4 separate regions of the Mus musculus genome follow, and regions 2, 3 and 4 are each linked to region 1. Evidence: chromatin loops called from intact Hi-C (ENCODE). Cell type or tissue: heart. All regions are shown on one strand. Each heading gives the region's core, and the rest is flanking DNA. Links, peaks and the distances in the headings are about the cores only. Region 1 holds the start of Nbn (nibrin). Region 2 holds the start of Ripk2 (receptor (TNFRSF)-interacting serine-threonine kinase 2). Region 3 holds the start of Osgin2 (oxidative stress induced growth inhibitor family member 2). Region 4 overlaps Gm29883 (a long non-coding RNA gene).

What was found. Peaks named below come from ENCODE experiments on the same cell type or tissue, not always from the same donor. Only the 100,000 strongest peaks of a DNase experiment are listed, where the experiment ranks them.
Region 2: a loop joins it to region 1, with 3 times the contacts of the local background. A loop is called at or near these places in 9 of 42 quality-filtered maps.
Region 3: it touches region 1 in a loop (8-fold over the local background); 10 of 42 quality-filtered maps call a loop at or near these places.
Region 4: it touches region 1 in a loop (6-fold over the local background); 9 of 42 quality-filtered maps call a loop at or near these places.

The regions. Positions count from the first base shown.
Region 1 is chr4:15,954,723-15,960,412 of GRCm38, reverse strand. Nbn (nibrin) reads right to left here and starts at 2,446. Exons shown (of 16, transcript NM_013752.3): 1 at 2,303-2,446. The coding sequence starts at 2,339. In heart, for the core only: CTCF peaks have their summits at 2,282 and 2,510 (motif pointing left); a DNase peak (open chromatin) is centred at 2,202; H3K4me3 peaks cover 1,836 bases; H3K27ac peaks cover 1,639 bases.
Region 2 is chr4:16,160,564-16,166,253 of GRCm38, reverse strand. Ripk2 (receptor (TNFRSF)-interacting serine-threonine kinase 2) reads left to right here and starts at 2,611. Exons shown (of 11, transcript NM_138952.4): 1 at 2,611-3,030. The coding sequence starts at 2,858. It overlaps A530072M11Rik (RIKEN cDNA gene A530072M11), which reads right to left and starts at 2,144. Exons shown (of 7, transcript NR_045765.2): 1 at 2,063-2,144. In heart, for the core only: no CTCF peak of the experiment used is centred there; DNase peaks (open chromatin) are centred at 2,203 and 2,673; H3K4me3 peaks cover 2,775 bases; H3K27ac peaks cover 1,693 bases.
Region 3 is chr4:16,011,013-16,016,702 of GRCm38, reverse strand. It overlaps Osgin2 (oxidative stress induced growth inhibitor family member 2), which reads left to right and starts at 2,815. Exons shown (of 6, transcript NM_145950.5): 1 at 2,815-3,016. The coding sequence starts at 2,973. In heart, for the core only: a CTCF peak has its summit at 2,860; a DNase peak (open chromatin) is centred at 2,792; H3K4me3 peaks cover 2,299 bases; H3K27ac peaks cover 1,208 bases.
Region 4 is chr4:15,326,047-15,331,736 of GRCm38, reverse strand. Gm29883 (a long non-coding RNA gene) reads right to left here. Exons shown (of 4, transcript XR_390426.2): 4 at 3,969-4,031. Among named protein-coding and RNA genes, the nearest start is that of Gm29829, 11 kb to the right of the region's middle. In heart, for the core only: a CTCF peak has its summit at 3,029 (motif pointing left); no DNase peak of the experiment used is centred there.

The sequences.
Region 1 (5,690 bases), core at 1-5,000:
AAAAAAAAACAAAAACTCTAAATTAATACAATTAAGATCAGATTAGATGCAACTATACCTTAGGAAGACTTTTGTTTTACTATTAACAGTTGCATTTTACATCAGTGAGAAAATTACTAATTAAAAAAAAAAGTTGTTACAAGCCTCCTACCCAGTGCAAAGATGCACTGGTGGGAAGGAGCACTTCACAGATGACCTCTACCAGGCACCATTAAGAAGACACCCAGAGGCCCAGGTGCAAGTAAGATGAACAAGTAAGTGATGGAGAGATGGAGAGAAAGAAAAAGAGAAGAATATGGTACAATGAAGAAAGGTGGAACTGGAGACTGGAAAGTAGTGGAGAATGGCCTGATGTGAGTAGCCCACTACACCACCTAAAGCCATGCCTGGGTCCATGGCCCTGCAGCAGTGGGGACCTGTGTTGATTTGCATGGACCATGTTACCACCAAAGGTCATGTGGTCATCCCTGGTCTAGGCTGCCAGCTAGGGCCATGCTGATGCCATGCCAAGGGCTGTGCAGAGCTGGCTCCACCCCTCAGCACCTATGGCACTTTGGAGCTGTCAGGCTGACCAACTCAGCTACAATCCAGGCCAGATCCAGTGCTTTGAGTTGGTTTACCTCAACATCTACCCCATTGATGAGCTGTTGGCGCTCAGGAACAAGCTGGTCCTCTAGATCCAAAGATGCAAGACCTCCACAGCAAAGGGCAACAACCGGATATCCAAGAAGATCCAGTATTGATAGTATAGCAGGAGACAGAGGACTCAAACCAGACCAACTCATAGCAATGAACATTTGCAAGGAAAGCTGTTCGGCCAAGAGGGTATATATACTACATGACACACTGAAGTTTTCAGGGTGAGATTTTGTTTTGTTTTCTTTTGTGAGGGGAAGGTTGCAAGGGCAGAGGGTGGAGGGTGGATATGGAGGGATGAGGAGATGAGCTGTTGAAGTGCATGGTATGAAACTCCCAAAGAATCAATAAAACGCTAAAATAAAGTTGTAAATCAGCAACTGGTGGAGTAATAGCAGACATGTGGGTGACCTGCGGAATTTGGAGACATGGGCTTCTATTACACTTGGAAGAGTAATTATCACAATTAGACAAACAGGAAGAGTCCAGCAGATCCCTGGCATCCTTCTGAACCGTTTGAGTTAAGTACTGTCAATGAGATTTCTGTTTGCTTTATTTCATTTTTGAGAGGAAGTCTCACTACGCTGCCTAACTAAGCTGTCCTCAAACTCAACGTCCACCAGCCTCGGCTTCTCAGGAGCTGGGATTACAGGCAGGAACTATCACACTCAGTTTAGCAGAGAGGAACTTGAACGGTTTCAAGGTAGATACATAAATATTCTGTGAGTTTCTACTGTAACCACCTTACTTGAAAACTAATCCCTTAGCGTCTGATTCCGAAATGCATCTCTGATATTGGTTCTAGAAGCATATTTTATTCTGCTATCATGTTAATAAAGTGCTACCCAGGTGAGTACTGAACTACAGCCTAAAAGCACATGAGAGGCGCTCATGTAGCTCGCAGGCTTCAAACTTAGGTAGTTGATAACTTTTAACTCCGGATCCTCCTTCCTCCACCTCCCAAGTGCTGGGATGCCTGCGCCACCACCTCTAGAAAATTTCTATTTTACAGACACTCATAGACTTAGCTAGGCTCAAGGCTAATTATTCAGAGTCCTCTAAGTTGCGTTCTATCCTTGCAGTGCCCCAACCCACATAGATAATCTTTCAGACTTTATCCTTCCCCTTATACTGTTAGTAAACTGCATCTTCTTAAAGTTCCCCGCAAACAAGATAGAGTCGCAGGCAAGTGCATAATCTCCCATCACCAGTGACTAAATAAGGAGACAACCACTTAACACGTGATAACTTTCACTGCGTAAAAAAATGTGTGGGCGGAGGACTCTTCCCCGAGGGGAAATTCTGAAAACTTTAAAGCGGCCCCGTGGTGTCGCGTGATTTCTCCTAACTACGCTCCGGTCTGCGTGCGTCCCCAGCCTTGGCTGGGCGCCTGGGCAACTCCGCGTGGTTCTTCCCCTCGGTTCGCAGCCTAGCTGGAGCCGGTCTAACCTGGGCACGCACACCCCAACGCCCGAAGTACGGTGGGCTGCCATCCCGGTTCCCACCACCCAGCTTCCGTGTCCAGTCAGCCCCGGCCGCCTAGGCGTCCGCCGGAAGGCGAGAAGGACGGACCGGAAGCGCAGGCGCGCTCTACTGCTTCCCAGCCCCCACCGCCCCGCGGCCGCTCCCGGGAAAGAACTCCCCGCCGCCTCCTTAACGCGCCTACCTGGAGCCGCACCGGCGGCCGGGAGCAGCTTCCACATGGGGCCGGCGTCTCAGAACCCCGCGACGTGCGACGCCAACCGCAGCTGCCCAGCCTGCGCGGTCACCGGGCTGCACCGGCGCGGGCTCCGGGACGTGCGCGTTCCCAGGACTCTGACAAGTTCTTCGGAAAGGCGGGAACCGGCCAGAGCGCGCCGCTGACGGGGGCGCCACCTAGTGCTGAAGATGCAGCAGTGCAGCGCGGAAAGCGTCCTGGCAGGAATGTGATGGACCGAACTGGACGCTTTAATCAATGAACTGTGATGTTTAAAAAGCTCGGAAGTAATGTGGATTTTAAACTAGATGTATCAAAGTGCTGTTGAGTGTATTATTTTCTGTATTTTCAAAAGTTACATCATGTGTAGTATCAGTCAAGATGAAGATTTCATGTCAAAATATGTTTAATCTTTTCCACTGTATCCTGAGTGTATTATACCAGAACCATGTTTACATCTTTATACAATGTCAGGATTTACTGAATAACAATAAGTCCACAAGCTTTTTGCCAAGTAGTCCCAATTTCCCTTAATAGTTGACCACTGGCAAACAGTTTTTTTTTAAAGATTTATTTATTTATTATATGTAAGTACACTGTAGCTGTCTTCAGACACTTAAGAAGAGGACATAACAGATGGTTATGAGCCACCATGTGGTTGCTGGGATTTGAACTCATGACCTCTGGAAGAGCTGTCAGTGCTCTTAACCGCTGAGCCATCCATCTCCCCCCACTTTTAATTATGTATTTATTTTATGTATATGAGTACACTGTAGCTGTCTTCAGCCACACCAGAAGAGGGCATCGAATCCCATTACAGATGGTTGTGAGCCGCCATGTGGTTGCTGGGAATTGAACTCAGGACCTTTAGAAGAGCAGTTAATGCTCTTCACCACTGAGCCATTTCTCCAGCACTGACAAATGGGTTTTTTAATCCAGTTGTAATATTAATAAATCATACATTAAGGGTGTGTGTCCATTAAAGAATGACTTCAACTTCTGGGTGTGGTGATGCACACCTTTAATCCCAGCATTCGGAAGGCAGAGGCAGGTGAGTCTCTGAGTTCAAGGCCACCCTGGTCTACACAGAGAAATCCTATCCAAAAAAAAAAAAAAGAATGACTGCAATAGAGTTACAGAAACACAGCAAGAGACATCAAAGGATCTGGGAAGCTAAAGTATGGAGCTGAAACAGCTACAAGCAGAGTAGATGAGCTCTTACAGAGCATGAATGCATCATTGTTTTGATTGTCAGCACAGAAATCTTCCCACATAGTTGTAATTAACTGTTAGATTACATGTGATATATAGGAAAATGTAAGTGATATTTAAACAGTTGTCTGGTTCTATTGTTTAAAGAAAAATAATCTATACATGTTCTGCAGAAATACTTTTAAAATAGTATTTTTGGTCTGTGTTTGCTAGAATCTGGAAACACATAGAATCTAACACTTAGTGGACAATCAACCATTTACGCTAAGGGACCTCTTCCTTTATATGCAACATAGAGAGCTGAGCTTGAAAATTAAGCTTGCTGTTGTTTTGTTTTGTTGGGAGAGTCTCATTATGTAGCCATGGTTTGCCTGGAACTCTATGTAGACCAGGCTGACCTTGAACTAATAGAGATGTGCCTGCCTCTGCCTCCCAAGCACTAGGATTAAAGGTGTGTGCCACCAGGCCCAGCTCAGTTGCTAAGCTTCTTATTCTTAATTGTGCCTATACTGCAATGCTGTGAGGCACTGAAGACTCATTTCAACCACTTTCCTCACCCCAGAAGATATGAGCCTTGATTTAATCCAAATCAAAAATGTCCACAAGGTACTGCATATTGGCTTTTATAAAGCTAACACAGAATTAACCAGTACTTCAGGAACTTCTAAACAACACTCAATCAGGACAGTTGAAGTTCCATTTCAACTCTGTTCAAAAACAAAAAGAACCACGCAACAAAAATCTAAGGTCGTTTGTTTACTTTCTTGTTCAACTTACTAGTGGATTACAACATGGGAGACCATGAAAAAAAGACATGATATTACAACCACACTGTCAGTTCCTGTCACGTCATTCTGGCCTAGCAACCATTCTCCACAGGCAGGACAACGGTGAGCATTTCCTGTCTACTTCTAGGTCACGGCATGTTCTAAGTGCTTTAAACTTATTGGGAGGTAAAGCAAACTTGAGGTGAGTTCTACTCTGAGGAGGCAGGTAACTGACATAGATGTTCTCACTTCACAAAGAACAAAAGATACTATATTCTTAAGTCAAATATGAGTGATCATCACCTCCACATATATATGCACACAGGTTGTTCTAAGTACCCCGTTCCCACACGGACATAGTTTCCTGAAGCTTTTATAGTTACAGAACAGAAGAAAGCCCTAAATCAATATTCCTTGGTGAAAATTCCAGGTAAGCAGGTTACAGCAAAGGAGAGAGAGAGGGGGGTATAATACATTGCCAGGAGCCTTGGCTTTGTGGAAAGTTTCTAGCTTACATAAACAATCCTGAGAGACCAGTCATGGTTCTAACAGTAAGAATGTTTGTGGGTAAAGAGGACTCTGTGACTGTTGGTTCCAGGAGCAGAAGATGGCCACCTGACCTCCAGGGAGCCCCCGGGCTCTTCTCCCCTCCCTTGGAGCCTCCTCTTGCTTATGCTTATATTGCCACTCCTGAATAAAGTTTTTCAGAGCTTAATCAGTATGATTGACTTTCTCTCATTCTTCCTGTCTCTTTCCCTCCCACTCTCTCACTCCCTTTGCCATGGATTGCCCTCTGATTATCCCTGCAGGTCGGAGCAATACATCTTAGCCCTTTTGTTGCTGGAAGCTAGTTGTCTGTTAATACATGTTAAAAGGATTTAACTGGTACAAAGCTGTTGAGTCAGACACAGAAGTAGGTGCACTAAATGGCTATTAAGGGCATTAAAGGTAGCCTAAGATAATTTGACTTTGGATTTATAACATTTCAACTCTTCGAAATCACAGAGTTTTAATCAGTTACCCTGTCAGCAGAGGAACAGAATGAAGCAGCCCAGATCTGGTGTCAGCAGCCTGTGGACTGCCTTATCCTTTAGGTTCTGCCATCCAGACAAAGCTGGATCCTTAACTCCACTGCAGAGAAGAATTTCATAAAGCAGAATTGGAGTTTGTTTGAGAGAAATGTTTAAACAGATTTAAATGTAGGAGTTAACATAGAAGTACTCAGGGAAAGGTTAGGACATATCCAAAAGCATGGCTGTGGGTTTCTGAGAAAAGGGTTGCACCTCTGAAGTGTCTTAGGGTGATTATGGCATGACTGTATCATGTATATGATCTTCAGCTACATCTAAAAGGCCACTAAGAAACTATATTCCCAGCTG
Region 2 (5,690 bases), core at 324-5,323, 210 kb before region 1:
TGTGTTCTTTGTAAGTGGGGGCACAGTAAAGAAACCAAGAAAAATCTGGGAGCAAAGTTTTTATTGTGGATGAGAGAGAAGGGTATGGGGGGCATTCTGGGGCATCTGGAAGAGTCCAGAGCTAAGGGAAATGGAAGCTAACTGGACATGGCCCAGAGGAAAGCAAGATTAGCAGAAGAGCATCAAGAGAGAATTTCAAGAATAGTGTGCGCATGAAGAAGTGGGGAGACTTGCTATCATATAGAGAACAAGGGGTATCCAGGAGGAGGGAATCCTGGAGATTACAGCAGTCTGGGAGCTAGTCTGGAGGAGTGGTAGTAGGCAGACAGGGAATAATCAGTGTGTAGATAATCAACAAGATAGCAAGCTTCTGGCCTTTCCCAAAAGTGTGACCTTTCTGGCTGACTTACCTGGGCATGTTCTAGGCAAAGCATGGATATGTCAAAGCTTGCACAGGGAGATACTATGGACCTACACCTCTCTTTTTAAACTGATCAATGCAAAAAGAGGGGAGAAGAAACCCCACCCAATATCACCAAAACACTCAACTACCAATCTTCCAGGGGAAAGCAGATTTCAGTTTCTATCTCCTTCCCACTTATGATCGGTATATCCACTTGTGAGTGTCTGTGTGCATTCATGCATGTGTGTGTGTGTGTGTGTGTGTATGTGTGCATGTGTTGCACACATACTTTACTATTAACAGAACTTGATTGCTTGCTGTTGCTGTGATTTTTTTTTTCTGTCTTTTAATTCTTTAATTGTTGGGAAAAACTGAACTCAGTCCATGACCCTGGATGGTAACATAAGCGGGTACCAATACCACTGCACTTGACTTGGAACTGTGCTGGTTTTGAAAAAGTGCCTTCTTTTGCAAAAGTGTGTATCTTATTTCTAAATGAGATATGAATGTCTTAAAGCTGCTATTTCCTAGACTAATGTAATAAGGCATAAATAAACTTTATTCTTAATAACATTCAGGTATAATTTTGTAGGACTTTGAATAAATGAATTCAAAGTATAGATGTGATGTTTATTTTTGAGGCTAATTTGTCTATTTTGTCTAAGTTTTTCTCCAGTACATTTACTTCAATGTTAATGTCTTAAGATTTCTATCATTAATTGATTATGAAAATTAAATGTATATACTTACAAAATCCCTATATGTGTGTATATATACATACATACATACAGCATGTATACGTATATATATTCTTAGTTGAGATATATACACATTATATTGTAAGTACATATTTTTATATTTTTGTATTTTGTTTATGTGTATGTGTGTTGCCTGCAGAAGCCAGAAGTGTTGGTCAGATTCCCTGGAGCTGGAGAGCAGGCAGCTGTGAGCTACTAGATTCGAGTACTGATAACAAACCTCAGATCCTCTGGAAGAACAAGCCCTCTTAACGGCTTACCCATGACTCCAGCCCAAGAAAACATAATCTTAGAATGTAGACTTGTAAAAAACTATTAAGAACTAGAGTATAGGGAAGGAAATGTCGGTGTTATATATATTACACTAATAATATAAGGGACAATTACAGATTGTAGTATCCTGGTGCGTGTAGGATCGTGGAACTATATCGCTCACAAATATGAGATATTTGCGCCAAACATCGTACTGAACAGTTATCTAAGTAGAAAGGTGTTTACAGTAAAAAGATGAAATAGTGCTGGATTTTGGTTGTTTGGTTTTGTTTGTTTTTGCCTTTGTTTTTCTTTTTGGATGGAAGACTTCCCAAACACAAGAAATGGTTTTATATTTCTATTTGTGAGTAGGCTTTGAGGAATAAAAGAAGAAACCGTTTCCTGGTAAGGGAGCAAGTCATATAAGCTAAACACCTCAATTTGTCACACTGACAGCGCTAGCCTCTCTACCTCACTTCTCACAAGTGGCAGCCACTGAGTAAAGACTGGAGTGGAAGCAACCAGATGGTTTACAGCTCAGGAAGTGGGGCACCAGGCTCCCCAGCAGTAGTCACCCCACACCCTATCACGTCCAGGGTTTGGAGTCTAAGGAAGACACTCGGGCCAAAGGAAAATCCAGCCGACCCACCTGACACCAGACTGGAGAACTCCGGAGGGATTTTCCCCGGAGGAAATCTTTTCCAAGCCTCAGCGATGTCCACCCGGCTTGTGGGGGGAGGGAGGCCTCTGAGACACGCCCATGATCTGCAGAGGGAGGAGCCGGCAGAGGGAGGAGCCCGCAGAGAGGGGAGCTTGCAGAGGGAGGAGCCGGCAGAGGGAGGAGCCCGCAAAGATGGGAGATTACAGAGGGAGGGGCCGGCGGAAGGAGGAGCCAGAGGACAGAAGAGCGGGCGGAGGAGGAGCCGGCGGAGGGAGGAGCTGGGGGAGGGCGGAGCCGACGGAGGGAGGAGCTGGCAGAAGGAGGAGCCGGCGGAGGGCGGAGCCGGCGGAGGGAGGAGCTGGCAGAGGGAGGAGCCGGCGGAGGGAGGAGCTGGCAGAGGGAGGAGCTCACAGAGAGAGGAGATTGCAGAGGGAGGAGCCGGCAGAGGGAGGAGACCGCGGAGGGAGGAGCCGGCGGAGGGAGGAGCCGGCGGAGGGAGGAGCCGGCGGAGGGAGGAGCCGGCGGAGGGAGAAGCCAGGGGTAGGAGGCAGGGGCTGAGGAGTTGGTGAAGGTAGGAGCCCGCCCAGGGAGGGCCGGCGGAGGGAGGAGCCCGCCGAGTCCAGGAGGAGGGAGGAGGACGGTCCACCCCGGCGCGGCCGCAGACCCGACGGGCTCCCTGGCACAGCTGACCGGGCCGGAACTGCAGCGGCCACGCGGGAATGGGCCGCCCCGGGACCTAGCGCCGCGGCCAGGGTCGGGCGGAGCCGCCGCGCAGCCGGAGCCATGAACGGGGACGCCATCTGCAGCGCGCTACCCCCCATCCCGTACCACAAGCTCGCCGACCTGCACTACCTCAGCCGGGGCGCCTCTGGCACGGTCTCGTCGGCACGACACGCAGACTGGCGCGTGCGGGTGGCAGTGAAGCACCTACACATCCACACGCCGCTGCTCGACAGGTAGGGCGCCGGCGCGGGGCCCCACACAGACGCGGGCTGGGTGGTCCACAGACCGGCCGCACTATGGCGATGCGCCGGCTCCGCCGCGGCGAGTCCTTAAGTCCTTGGGCTAACCTGATCCAAGGGAGAAACCATCCTGGACGTGCGTCAGACTTTGCAACTCGCCCTGCCTCTCCTCCCACCCGAGGTGTTCCCACTCTCCAAAAACCTGCAATCACGGCCACCTCTAAAACCCTGTTTATTGAACCCGACGTGTGTTGGTACAGTGCTTGTGGGCTTTGCTTTGTTTTAGCTAGCTGTTAGCGGTAAGAGCTGTGGAACTCTAAAAACTGCTCTTGGAAATGAAGTACGCAGTGACTGCAAAATACACACCGGAGTTTGAGCATTTAGCACTAAAAAGAAAAATAATAATACTATACCGGTGTTTTTATATTGATTAAACGTCAAAATATTTTTCTAGGGTTTTATGTGTGTTTCACTCCTGCTCCTGAGCCTGCATATTATGGCTTGGTTTGGTTTGATTTGGTTGGTTTTGTTTTCTTTGTGGTTTATTACGTGCCCTCATGAAGTTCAGTTATCAAATTCTACATTACCAGTTGTTATTCGAGCTCTTGCCTTGGAAGTCCCCAAAGGAAGTGTGCAATGTTTTTTGTAACAGTAAAATGAATCAAAAGCTATTAAATGGTCAAAATTTGTGAAGAATAAAAGTTTTGACCATCCCTTGCCCTGGTATTATTTGTGTCCAGCTCCCACATATTCAGAAGAAAGAAAAAAAAAAAGCGTTGGTTTCTGTTTCTAGGAAAACATTACAACTAAATACCATAGATCTGTGGCTGTATGTGTTAGTCAATGGATCTAGTCAGAACTCTTGTGTGTTTCACTTCCATCAGAAATTGAACTAGACCTTCATTCAGTTCTTAGTGCACTTGCTAACCTTGGTGGCTACAGGCCTCTTCTCCTGCTGGATCTAGTGTGAAAATACAGAGATCATAGCGGCCCTATTGGTCAGAGGCTGTTAACCCTGGGTATCAGGTCAGATACAGCATCAGATAACTAACTCTCTTGCTTCAGCCCTGGTAGAATGTTGGACTTTCATCTGCCTGGAGGCGCCCTCCCTCCCTCCAAGGGCTAGATCACAGTGTATGTGGAGCCAGTGCTGTGTGTGTGTGTGTGTGTGTGTGTGTGTGTGTGTGTGTGTGTTCACGTGTTCGAGCACGTGCGCCTAAGTAGTCAACTTTAAAGGGAGGTTGGTTAGTACCAAGCAAACGAATGGTCTATGGAAATGTAGCACTAATAGACCACTAGGTAGACTAAAGCTAGTTGCTTTCTCACTTTTGATTCTGCTTTTCAAAGCTTCGTTTGTGCCATTTGTAGGCCAAGGGAAAAAGATGGACAGGATGGTATTGCTTTCCCATATTCACCAACCACTTATGGTATAATTTCCTTGCATTGGATAGGGCATTGTCTTTATAAAACCAGCACAATCCCCTACCTTACTGCATTGCATTCTTTTATCTTGCTGTCTAAGATCTTACCATGAGCACAGGCCTAGGCTTATGCAACTGACTCTGAGGGTGTCTTACTTCCTCACCTGTTAAATATGAATAATAAACACTGTATGTATATTTGTTGTGCTCTGGTGTGGATAATGTACCCATTGTTCTTTAAGATTACCTGAAAAGAAAATAAGTCTAGGTGACGTTGCATATTATTTTAATAATTAGTGAGTCACTCTCCATTGCCAGTGAGTGGGACTTCCATAGCAGTCTTCCAGCCTTAATGGACTGATGACTCTGATTGGTTGTTCAAGTACCCTAGAGATGGAGAGCTGTTTCCTATTGACATTTTGAGTTAGGCCATTTTCATGATACAATTATTGAAGCTGTATTTTGCATTTTAAGTTTCTAAAAATCTTTTGCTTTTGTTTTCCCCCTCAATCTTGTTGAATTCTAACCTCACAAACTATCTGATTTGCTTTTCTCATCAAACAATAGAATAGAAAAGCACAGATGTTAGAGTACCAGGGCTACAATTTAAATCTGACTTAAACCCTGTCACTTTGTATTGTTGTCACCAAAGGATCATTCATTTTTTTCTGACTGTAGATGCTCCAATATGTAAACCAGAGAGAATGAAACAAGCTTTAGAGAGTTGATTCAAGGGTTGGACTGTATATAAAATGGCTGGCAGGGAGGAGGAATACATCATACCTTTCTATGTTTGTATGTACATGCATGTGTTTGTATTAGCATACACACATAGGAGATCCATGTGCTGCTGACCCACATGCATGATGGGTAGGCCAGAGGTCAACTTCAGGTATTGTTCCTCAGGACCATTAAGAGAGAGAGAGAGAGAGAGAGAGAGAGAGAGAGAGAGAGAGAGAGAGAGAGAGAGAGGAGAAGAGAGTATCTTTAATGTTTTGGAGTGTGTATTGTTGCCAGCTTTTTTATATCTATTCTTAGGAATTAAACTCATATTCTCCTGCTTGTATGACAATCACTTTACTAATGTATTCTCTGCTAATACTTTATTTCATACTTTGGACAGAAGGAGGGAAGGCTATCTTATATGTATGTGTCACTGGAACTTCCACACTGTGTCCTCTCATCTCAAGTGTCCAGGGATCTTTGGGTTCATCCTGTAAGGTACTACACAGG
Region 3 (5,690 bases), core at 422-5,421, 56 kb before region 1:
TGTTGTACTATTAACAAAAACTTTAAAAGGTTTACTTAAGAGGGAAGCCTCTTTGTTAGATTTCTGTCCCTTAAACAAACCTGAAGTTTTGTTCACCTGAAGTCTTTTTTTTTCAAATTTTTATTAGATATTTTCTTCATTTACATTTCAAATGCTATTCTGAAAGTTCCCTATACCCTCCCCTCGCCCTGCTCCCCTACCCACCCACTCCCACTTCTTGGCCCTGGCGTTCCCCTGTACTGGGGCATATAAAGTTTGCAAGACCAAGGGACCTCTCTTCCCAATGACAGCCGACTAGGCCATCTTCTGCTACATATGCAGCTAGAGACACGAGCTCTGGGGATACTGGCTAGTTCATATTCACCTGAAGTCTTTAATAGAGCTTCCACCCCCAGTTTTGTATGTGATCATTGAAGTGACCACACAGTACTTCCTGTCTAGGGCCAAAACTGAAGAGAATTTTAGCTTCATCAGAGATAGGCACAGCTGCTTATGGAACCAAAAGAGCAATGATCTTGATGATTAAAAAATCTGAAAGGGTTTCTACCTTCAAACTATAAAATAATACCATTTCTAGACTCTCCTCTGGAATGTTCTGAGTATTATATGACCAAATTATTGGCTTTTATAGCATGATCATTACTAGGTTTGCCCAGATGATATAAAATGCAACTGTTTGTTTTGAATGATTAAAAAACTTGTTTGTAGAAAATGGGAAAATACACTATCTTGGCTCAGGCTGCTGTACTGCCAGACTACAGATCAGAAAGCTTAAACACTAGGAATTTGTTTTCTTACAGCTCTGACACATTCAAACCATTAGGGGCTGGAGAGAGAGCTCAACTATTAAGAACATAATTGCTTTGCAGAAAGCCAGAGTTGGGTTCCAGGAACAGAGACTGGGGAGCTCCCAACTGCCTCTAACTTCTGTTCCAGGATTCTTCTATAACCTCTGTGGTTTCTGTATGTATCTGCACTCACACACTCATTTCTGCCCCATAACCTCTGTGGTTTCTGTATGTATCTGCACTCATGTACTCATTTCTGCCCCTCACACCCGGTACACGAGAGACCAAAAATAATTGTTCAAAATACATTAAATACAAACCAATGTAAATTTGAAATCTGGTGTTTTTGTTCTGCAACCATTGAAAAAACAATATAAATGAAAAAATTCCCTACAAATTAAAACAAAGACCTAATGGGAAAAGATGTATAAAGGGATAGTGGTATAAATATTAGAAAAAGCATAGTCTTATACATCACATTGCAAAAAACCACAGCTTTCCTCTTAGACAGAATAAGAAGACATTATTCTGGAGCCATTTTTAGTGGCTATAGGCCAGGAACAATTTTAACTACCCCAAATTCCATGTTCCAACTGGAAGCAGTTCTGTGAAGTTTCACAGAACAAGAAATCAAGGTAAGTGTAAAATCCATTGTTATAGTTTATTAAAGCACGCCAGAGAGACAGGTACAGCAAGATGAGGGAAGTGTTACTATAGTCTCAGGGTGTTATCTTATTGCATTCTTAGCTTTTGGTTGGTGGAAGCTAGTGGCCTGTTTAGTCAATAGATTCCAAAAAGTTTTTAATCTTCTAGTCACAAGACGTTAGTTCACACATAGAGTTGGACAAATAGCTAGTGTTCTGCAGTGCTAGATCTAGCCTAGATAAGGTAATTAGCCTCTGGATGGACCTGCAGCAATCCAAGCTTCCCACTATAATGCAGTTCTAGTCAATGTCTCGGCAGACGCAGCTTCTTCTTCCCTTTCTCCTTCACAACTGTTAACACATTAAACGTAAAATGAGCTCATACTGCCATTATTTTCAAAGAGGAGAAAAACAATTTTTAAAATCCGGTGAATACACCTTTTAGATATGGAATCCTGGAGGCACGCTGAGTTCTTTCTTTTTGAGACAGGGTCTCTCTACAAAGTCCTGGCTGTCCTATGTAGATCAAACTAGACTTGAACTCATGGAGATCCACCTGCCTCTGCTTTCCCAGGGCTGAAATTAAGGCATGGGCCAATGTTCTGCCAGGATGAGTTCTTTTAAAAAATGCAGACTCCAACCAACATTCTTAAAGAGAATTTCTTTTAAAGACATAAACATACAAGTGTTTTAACTGCTCCCCTCCGCCCCCCAATAACGGAGATGGGTGAAGGCGTTGTCGGAGCAGATTAATTAATTAATTAAGGTGATTAATCGCTCTGACAGTGTCCACCCTCACCTTTTAACTTTGGATAAATACCAAGTTGGATGCACTCCCTGTGCTGACTCAAAGACACCTGGAGAGACTCAAAACATCTTTTCTGGCCCAGCCCCTTTCCCCACTAGTCTCTGCATGGCTGAGTGAGGCCTTGCCCAGTCCGGGGAATGGTGGAGCGGCGCTCTTTAAGAAGGGAGGCTGAACATGGCCAGGGGGAGCGCCAGGCGAGCGGCCGGAGCACCTAAGGTTTGTGGGAGTCTTTGGGTGGCCGCGATGCGGGGGCCGAGGCCAGATGCACCCGAGACAGTGCGAGGACGTGAGCTCAGGTAGGTTCTCGCGGCCGGACTTCCCTGAGACCCGCAGGCCTGAGGTAGAAGCCTCCCCTCTTCTGCTCCGCAATCCCAAGAGCGGGCACCGAGAACGCACCCCGAGCCCCGAGCCTAGGCCTCGTGAGGACCCGGACCGCAGCGCCGCGGCCCTGCGCATCCCTCTCCGTGGACCCGCCCCTCGCCGCGACTCCACCAATCGGCGGCCTCGTCCACGCGCCGCACCTGGTGGGCGGAGCCGCGCGTCGCCGTCGCAGCGCCCGGTCCCGCCCCCAGCGCGGCGCTCATCACTCGCTGCGCCGCCCTGCCGCCGGCGGGGAGGAGCGGAAGCCGCTGGCCGGGGACAGACTCCCGCGCCTGTGAGCCGCGGTGCAGGCAGAGCGCGCGCCGGGACCAGCCCGCGGTCGGCCCTCCCGGAGGACGGCAGCCGCTCTCCATGCCTGTGTGGTGCTGCCGCTGCTCCCTGGCCGGTCATTTCAGGTGACTTTCCCCCCGGGATGGGTCGGAGCTGGCTCTGCAGCGTGTGCTCCTCGGCCGCCGCCCGCTGGGCCGGCGCTGCTCGGAGCTCCGTGGACCCCGCTCTTTTCTTGTCCCCTCTTCTTGTTCCTGGACCGCGCGGGTCACAGGACGGCGAGAGTGGCTAGGCCGGCGGTGAGTCGGTTACATGTAAATGGTAAATTTGAAAATCTGTGAAGAGCCTCCTTTGAATTTTTGATCTTTTAAAAATCTAATAACATAAGTTACTGGCTTGAAGGGAAGTGGAGAAGAATGTGTCATGTAGTGACAGTGGGTCGTGACTTACTAAGGTATGAGTGATGTAAAGCCATGTTAGAATGGAGAAATTTAGGAAGTGGCAGTTTTATACTCAAATTATGATGAAAGTTTCTTACGGTGAGAAAAACAATAGTTTCAAAGATGAATGAACGTATGTTCTAGATTCAGAACAATTGACCAACACTTCGGGGAATTACAGAATAAGATCAAAAGTACAAGAAACTGGATGGGATGAAATGTTACGTTTAGTAAGGACTCTGGGAACTGGCTTTACATGTGTGAATGTTACAGAATAAACTGATAAAGACTTGTTTAATAGAGGCTCATAGAATTTAGGTGAAACATTAACTTGGGTGGAAAGGATATTAATATCATTTCTAAAAATACTAACATTGCTTTCTTTACTAATGTGAGCCACAAGTCACAGTATTTGTGACTGTCATCAATACAAATCACAGAGCTTATTTTATGTGATATAGATAAATGTCGTGTGTATTTAATAACCTTCACAGAAGAGGTTAAAAAAGAATGTGAGGTGCAGAGAAATCAGACTCCTGCTGTAATAGCAACGACCTAGGTCTGCCCAACCTCCTGAGTTTGTAAGGAGACTTTAAATTCTAGATCTAGAAAAGTTTTATGCCAAAGACTGCTGGATTCTATGTTCTAGACAGATTGTTGTGTATGTACACATCGTCCACTTTGAGTATTGTAAAAAGCAGGCTGGAGTGAAAATTTGAAGCCTCTTGGGGAGCTACATTTCTTTTAGAAAATAACCCTCTGAAAGTCTCCTGACACCTTTGGGGTACTGTTGAGCGGTAAGGGGAGAGCTTGGAATTCTTACTCTGAGGCTATGTGGTAAATACCATCCATCCTCTTATCTCTGTGCAGAGAAATTTAGGGGAGGGAGTGAAAAGTGTTTGCTACAGTTTAGTGTTGGGAGAGAAGAAACCGTGTTTGCTACATTATTATAGTTAAATGTATCATTAGAGACCTTTTAAGAGTCAAGCTATAAGAAGTACTGCTTCCTTGTCTTCCCCCATTCATTCAGCAGCCTCAAGTAGCATCCATGTGTGAGTGCATCTCCATAAATGTTGGCCAGGCTGATGTCCAGATGGGAAATGCCTACTGGCAGCTCTACTGCTAGGAAAATGGCATCTAACCTGATGGCCACATGCCAAGTGACATGATCATTGGGGAAGAGATGACTCTTTGAGGATCTCCTTCAGTGAGACAGGCACTAGCAAGCATGTGCCCTGGGCAGTGATCGTAGACCTGGAATGCATAGCTATTGATGAATTGCGCACTGGTACCTACTGCCAGCTTTTCTACCCTGAGCAGCTCAGCTCATCACAGGCAAGGAAGATGCTGCCTATAACTGTGCCCCTGGCAACTACACCATTGGCAAGGATATCATTAACCTTGTCTTGACAGGACTCTCAAACTGGCTGACCAGTGTACAGAGCTTCAGGGTTTCTCCTTTTTCCATGGCTTTGGCAGGGGATCAGGCTGTGAATTCATCTCCCTGCTGATGGAGTGGCTCTCTATTGGTTATGAAAAGAAGTTGAAGCTGGAGTTCTACATTACTCAACCCCCCAAAGTTTCCACTGCTGTAGTTGAGCCCTACAATTCCATCCTCACCATCCATACCACCCTGGATGGAGCACTCTGATTGTACCTTCGTGGTAGATAATGGGGCCATCTGTGACATCTGTTATAGAAATCTCAACATTGAACACCCAATTTACACTAACTTAAATAGGATGATAGGTCAGACTGTCTTCTGTCACTGCTTCCCTCAGATTTGATGGGACCTTGAATGTTGACCTGACAGAATCCCAGACCAATCTTGTGCCCTGTCCTAGAATCTACGTCCTCTGGCCACTATGCTCCTGCCATTTTTGCTTAGAAAGCCTACTACGAGGAACTTTATAGCAGAGATGACCAATGTCTGCTTTTAGTCAGCCAACTAGATAGTGATCCGTTGGCGTCGTAAATACATGGCCTACTGTACGGCAGAGATGTGGCTCCCAAAGATGTCAGTGCTGCCATTACCATTAAGACCAAGTGTACCATCCAGTTTGTGGACTTGTGCCCCACTCACTTTTAAGATTGGCATTAGTTACCAGCCTCCCACAGTGTATCTGGCCAACAGAGCTGTGTGTATGCTTAGCAACACCACAACCATTGCTGAGGCCTGGGCTTGCCTAGATCACAAGTTTGATCTTGCGAATGCAGAGCATGCCTTCATGTAGTGTTATGTTGGTGAGGGCATGGAGGAGGGGGAGTTCTCAGAGGCCCATGGGGATATGGCTGCCCTAGAGAAGGATTATGAGGAAATTGGTGTGGATTCTGTTGAGGAGAGAGGGTGAGGAAGAAGCTG
Region 4 (5,690 bases), core at 257-5,256, 630 kb after region 1:
TTCCTGGACAGCACCTGCTGCTTGGATTTTTGTTATTGAAAAAGCTGCCTCTCTTTATCTTCCCATGAAGCAGCACAGCGTGGAGAGGGTGCAGATGAAGTCTGCGGCATGAGGGAATTGAGCGTGGTGGGATGGTGCTTAGGTCTCTGGGTTTTAGAAGTGAATTACATTGAATCAGTCTTAGCAATCGGTATTAGCTCTTCATAATCCAATGCATGAAGCAAATGTTTTGAGGTTATTTATTAAGCTCCAGGGGTTTAATAAAACTGGACAATTGCAATATAATTGTAAACTAAATAGATGCAGCTCTGGTTTTGTTAGCTCATAGATAAGTAAAGAGCACAGACAGACCCCAGAGCTAAATGTCTGAGCACAGGCTGAAATGAGTACCTGGGACCGTGACAGGTGGAGTTAGTCCTTCCTTTCTCAACACTGGGGTAGCCACAAAACATGCAACTCTCTAGGAAGAATCGGGAACTAGAGAAGCAATTTCCAATCTCCAATCACCGCAAATGATGTGTGGTATCAGTCACATGATTAGGGACAAAATCTGCTTCATAGGTCAACAATGACAGACAGAAAAGCCTTGCATTTTTTAAATATAGAATCTTCGAAATACCATGTGAATATTTCAAGATATGAAGTCTTACCTTCTAGACCTTGTCTTTGATTTCATGAAGAACAGATGAACTAAAAACACCATTGTCTTTGGTTGTAGGAAAAGAAACTTCAGGTTCCCAGTGATAACTTCTAACCCCAACACCAGCATGACACAGCCACTATCAAATCATAGGTTTACACTACATACATACAACCATAAAAATATAAACTCCACTAATAGACCTTTAGAAGACCATTCATGCAGTGACCCGATTGCTTAAATTTTGTTCTCTGCTTCAGCACTTTGCAGACTATTTCTAGAACAATTGAAGATGTGAAAATATTTGAAAATGCTTTATTTTTTGTACGGCCCTATACATAAATTAGATTCCAATTAGTTAATTTTCATGCACGTGTGACTTTATTGAACTAATTAAAAGTTTACACATATAGAGTTGAGGAATTATCATCTCATTTTTGTCTTTGAAAATTACATATTTGCCTTAGTCAACTTAGACATTGTTTTACTGCTGTGAAGAGACACTTTGACCATTGCAACTCTTAGAAAAGCTTCTACTTGGAGATAGCTTATAGTTTCAGAGGCCTAATCCATTATCATCATGACAGGGAACATGGCAGCACATAGGCAGACTCTAGTGCAGTTGTTGAGAGTTTTGCATTCTGATCAACAAGCAAAGAGGGAGAGTCGAAACCTGGAATTTAGCCTTTGAACCCTTAAATCCCACCTCCACCCCCAGTGACACACTTCCTCCAACAAGACCACACCTCTTCTGATCCCTTCAAACAATTTTACTCCCTAGTGACTAAACATTCAAGTATATGAGTCTATAGAGGCCCATTTTTATTCAGACTGCCACACTTGACTGCAATGTATCTTGGCCATATCTACTCCTATTTTGCTCTCAACTCCCCCTGGATCCCTCCCTCCCCTAACAACATTCCCTTTCCAACACCATTATTAGTCTCTCTCTCTCTCTCTCTCTCTCTCTCTCTCTCTCACACACACACACACACACACACACACACACACACACACTCACACACTAACCCATTCAATCCAGTTAGTGGTGCCCCTATTTGCCTGGGTGTAGAATCACCCATGATATATCTTCAGTGGCCACCTCCCGAAAGAAAACCGACTCTTCCTCCTAAACACCCACAGCGTTCCATCTCTGGATGCTGACACGTCAGAAATCCTAGATCCTGAGCCTCCGGGTTCTTTCCTGGTTCTCATGGCTCCTGGCACTAACGGGCAAGGCATCCCATATCCTGAGCACTCAGTACATTTTCTTAGGATATTTAAAAGCCTGGGATTGACCAGGATTTTTTTTATTTTATTTTGAAAGGTACTTATTTATGTAAAGAGCTCTAAAAACAAGAAATCGGATTTGAAACAAAAGTAATAAAAATCTTTTTAGGAGCCTGATGTGGTGGCACACACCTTTAATCCCAGCACTTGGGAGGCAGAGACAGGCGGATTTCTGAGTTCGAGGCCAGCCTGGTCTACAGAGTGAGTTCCAGGACAGCCAGGGCTACACAGAGAAACCCTGTCTCAAAAAACAAAAAAACAAAAAAAAATCGTTTTAGGAAAAGAGATTATGTATAAGTCTTAGACTCTTACTCATTTCCAGATAATTTTGAATTACAAACTCTTTTTCTAAACAGTATTTTTCTAAATTTTTTCAATTCAGGTAGATATTCCCTTAAATATTAGCACTAAGTACACAATTAAAAAATATTCCTACTCTAACCAGATGCACGCTAGTCGTAGAGATCTACAGAAAGATGACCCTAGTTTCCGACAGGATTTCCTCAAATCCTATTTAAAGTGGTGCTCATCAGAGCTTTTTAATCCTGAGCTTTGGAAAGGTGAGCTGAGACGATTACTTCTGAAATCCAAGTTTCTTATTTTCCAGAATCCATTCAGCTTCGTGGCAAGAATTCTGTTGTGCTTTTTCAAAAACCTCTTGGAAATGAAAACTGAATAATCTTCATTTTCTTTCCCCAGGAAGCTCTAAGGTTCAGGGTTAATGAGCTGACCTCTCTGTCTACATTCATAGGTGGATGTAGTAATATTCACCCACAATTAACTAACATACAGATAATTCACATTAGTCTAATACTTTAGAATTTAGAATAAAGATCTTTCTGGTCTAGACTTGCACACAGAAAACTATTACTCAGAAAGGTTATTATTGAGTCAAGTTTCATAAAAATGTATCTCTACAACTGAAATATTTGACTGACCTCATACATATTCACTTACTACCCATAAAAATACATGCAAATATTTTTTGAAAACAAAACAAAAAGTCTTCACAGAAAATGAAAGGATTGTGAAAGCCGTTTCCAGAGTGGATACAGAAGTTAGAAAAACAGCAAATCAAAGGTGTTAGCATCCTGCCATCCAGTGGTCATTATTGGTACTACAGTACCTTCCCATTTATAATTTCCACTCAAGTCTTCCAAAGTGTGAGGACCCCCAAAAGACAACATTGGTGATTGTGGCTGTATATGTATGTGTAAATTCTATAATTCTTCAAGTGATTCGTAGACACTTTCACGGTCATTAAATTTCAGAAGTGACAAGCTAAATATTTAGATATTTGTAATATTTTCTAATTGAATGAACATAAACATCAGGAAGAGACTGTAGTTTCATATTATAAGCACAGTACTGAGTTCTACGTGACTTTGATATTTTAAAGGAAGATATTGGAAAGAAGAGGCTAGGTAGCTTCTAAAGAGAGTCTCTTCACTCTCCACCTCGCCTGCACTGGTCTACAGACAGATGCTTTCCATCTTTGTAATATAGGAGCCTACTAGCCTCACATCCTGACCATCACAGGGAATATTCACATTTATTGAATCCCTTTTCTCTCCCTGTACCTTCCTCAAGACTAGTAGAAAGCTGCCCTTGGCGGCAGGCAGATAAAGGAGCCCATGCTGTCACCACCTTGGATAATGGCACCATTGCTGGACCACACACTAATCTTGGTTCAGTCACCTTCATACATGCAAAAAGAAAACGCAGTTTGCATCCTAGAATTCTGTTTCTGCAACCATCAAACATCAGATGCTTGGAACTATCCCAAGAGCTGGTTAGTTTGCTCTCACAAAGCTTTTAAGCCAACCACCACACATTAAATGCACACTTTTACATCTTACTCATGAGCGTAATTGGCAAATAATAGACAATTTAAGCTTTTAAGCTCAGAGTTATTTACTTCAACACTGAGCCAAGACTGTGTTGTCATCTCATCGTGTACGCACAGACTGAATGAGTTTTGCTCACTTCCAACCACTCTGTCTTCTTTCCTCTCATTTTAATCTCTTGGTGAAGCTCTTCTTCCCACTTACTCCTCTGGGCATCTCGACTTTATTTTCATCAAAAATCCATCTTGGGGTTTCTGTAACAGAGTGAAGAGAAGTAAACGGCCCAGTGTGAGGCAAAGCAAAGCCTCCCACAGGTAGGCAAGGGGCACCAACGACCTTCAGTCTGTTTTTCATCCTGTTTACTTTATGAGAAACACAGCAGTGGTATCGGCTACCCTTAAGCCTAAATTGTCAAAACTGGTTTGCCAAGACAAAGGTCACAGGAAGACTCATGCTCAGTAATCAAAAGGGAGAATGGTAAAGCTACGTTGTTAAAGTGTTACTGTCGGAAAGGCTTAAAACGTTCATTTAGGGGATAGGCAGGGATGTTCCCCTGAGCCAAAAAAAAAAAAAAATGGAGAGGGGAGAGAGGCAGGTATTTAGGTAAAATGGAAACAGAGCCTTTTTGCCTTTCCCTTAGTGTTCAATCGTCTCAAAATTACCAGCACCAAGACTGTTTTTCATAGAGGAATGATTTTTTTCTTTAACCTCATCATTAAGTTTGCATTCTAGTTTTAATGTGTCTTCTTTACCGTGATCTTATGAAGAAAGTACATTTTCAGGAAAGGTGAAGTGTCTTGTCACAAAGCGCCCATGTGCTCTTCTGTGGCCCTCTCTGCCCTTACCCATTTTTCCTTCACTTCCTCTTTAACTCCTAAGCCCACAACTCCTACCTTCTTCATTCTTGCACTTTGTCTTTCCCCTTCAAATCCTAGATCCCTTTGGTCCATTCTCTCTCTCTCTCTCTCTCTCTCTCTCTCTCTCTCTCTCTCTCTCTCTCTCTCTCTCTCTCTCTCTCTCTCTCTCTCTCTCTCTGGAAAGAATGCCAAGCAGGCATAGATGGTGCATGGGTCTGAGTTTCACTGGGCTCCCCTCTTCTTCAGCTGAGGACCCTTGAATCTCAGGCTTCCATCTGCAGACGCAGACACTAGGACACCGTGTGGAGAGAGCCCCCTCTTGGAGAGCCTTTGGGAATCTGGTGCAGAGGAAGAAAGATGGACTCACTCACACCTGCCTCCTCTTCCTAACACTGTTAAATGATATCATTTAGAATTTTTTGAGTATAAATAATAAAATATATTTTCCATTATCTTTTCTTTCTACTTTCTGGATGGCACATTGCTCAAGGGAGGCAACCTCTCTTTGTGAACGCCAGAGATGAACAAATGTTAAACAGTTACTATTATAACCCAGTCTTGAGTCTCCAGTGTAACACTGGTGGGTTTTAAATTTAGAACACATTTACATGAAAGGTCAGTTGCTGAGTGAGAATGGAGATCTACTGATTTGAGTTAAAGTGGGACACCAACCACTTAGGAGGTGTCCAGCCCCCCACCCCCACCGCCTGGTGCTAACTAATGACTCCCAGGTTACACGACATGGTGAGGAGACCCCAAAAGAGCCATGGAGGGTCCATCACCACTGCCTTGGAATTGCCCACTGCCTGTCAGTCAGCTGGGTATTTGCATGGTTCAGAATACCACTTGAACTTCTCCAAAAGGAATAGAAAGACATTGGAGGCCATGAGACCACAGGTAGTGCAAAAATCATGTCTCCCCAGAAAGTTTAAAGTATTGATAAATGAAGACAAAGCTCACAACTACTGAAGCACATTCTCATAAAAAATGTAAAAACATTGTGGAGATTGCTATTTATTTAGCTTAATAACAATGATAGATGCTAGCTTAAATACT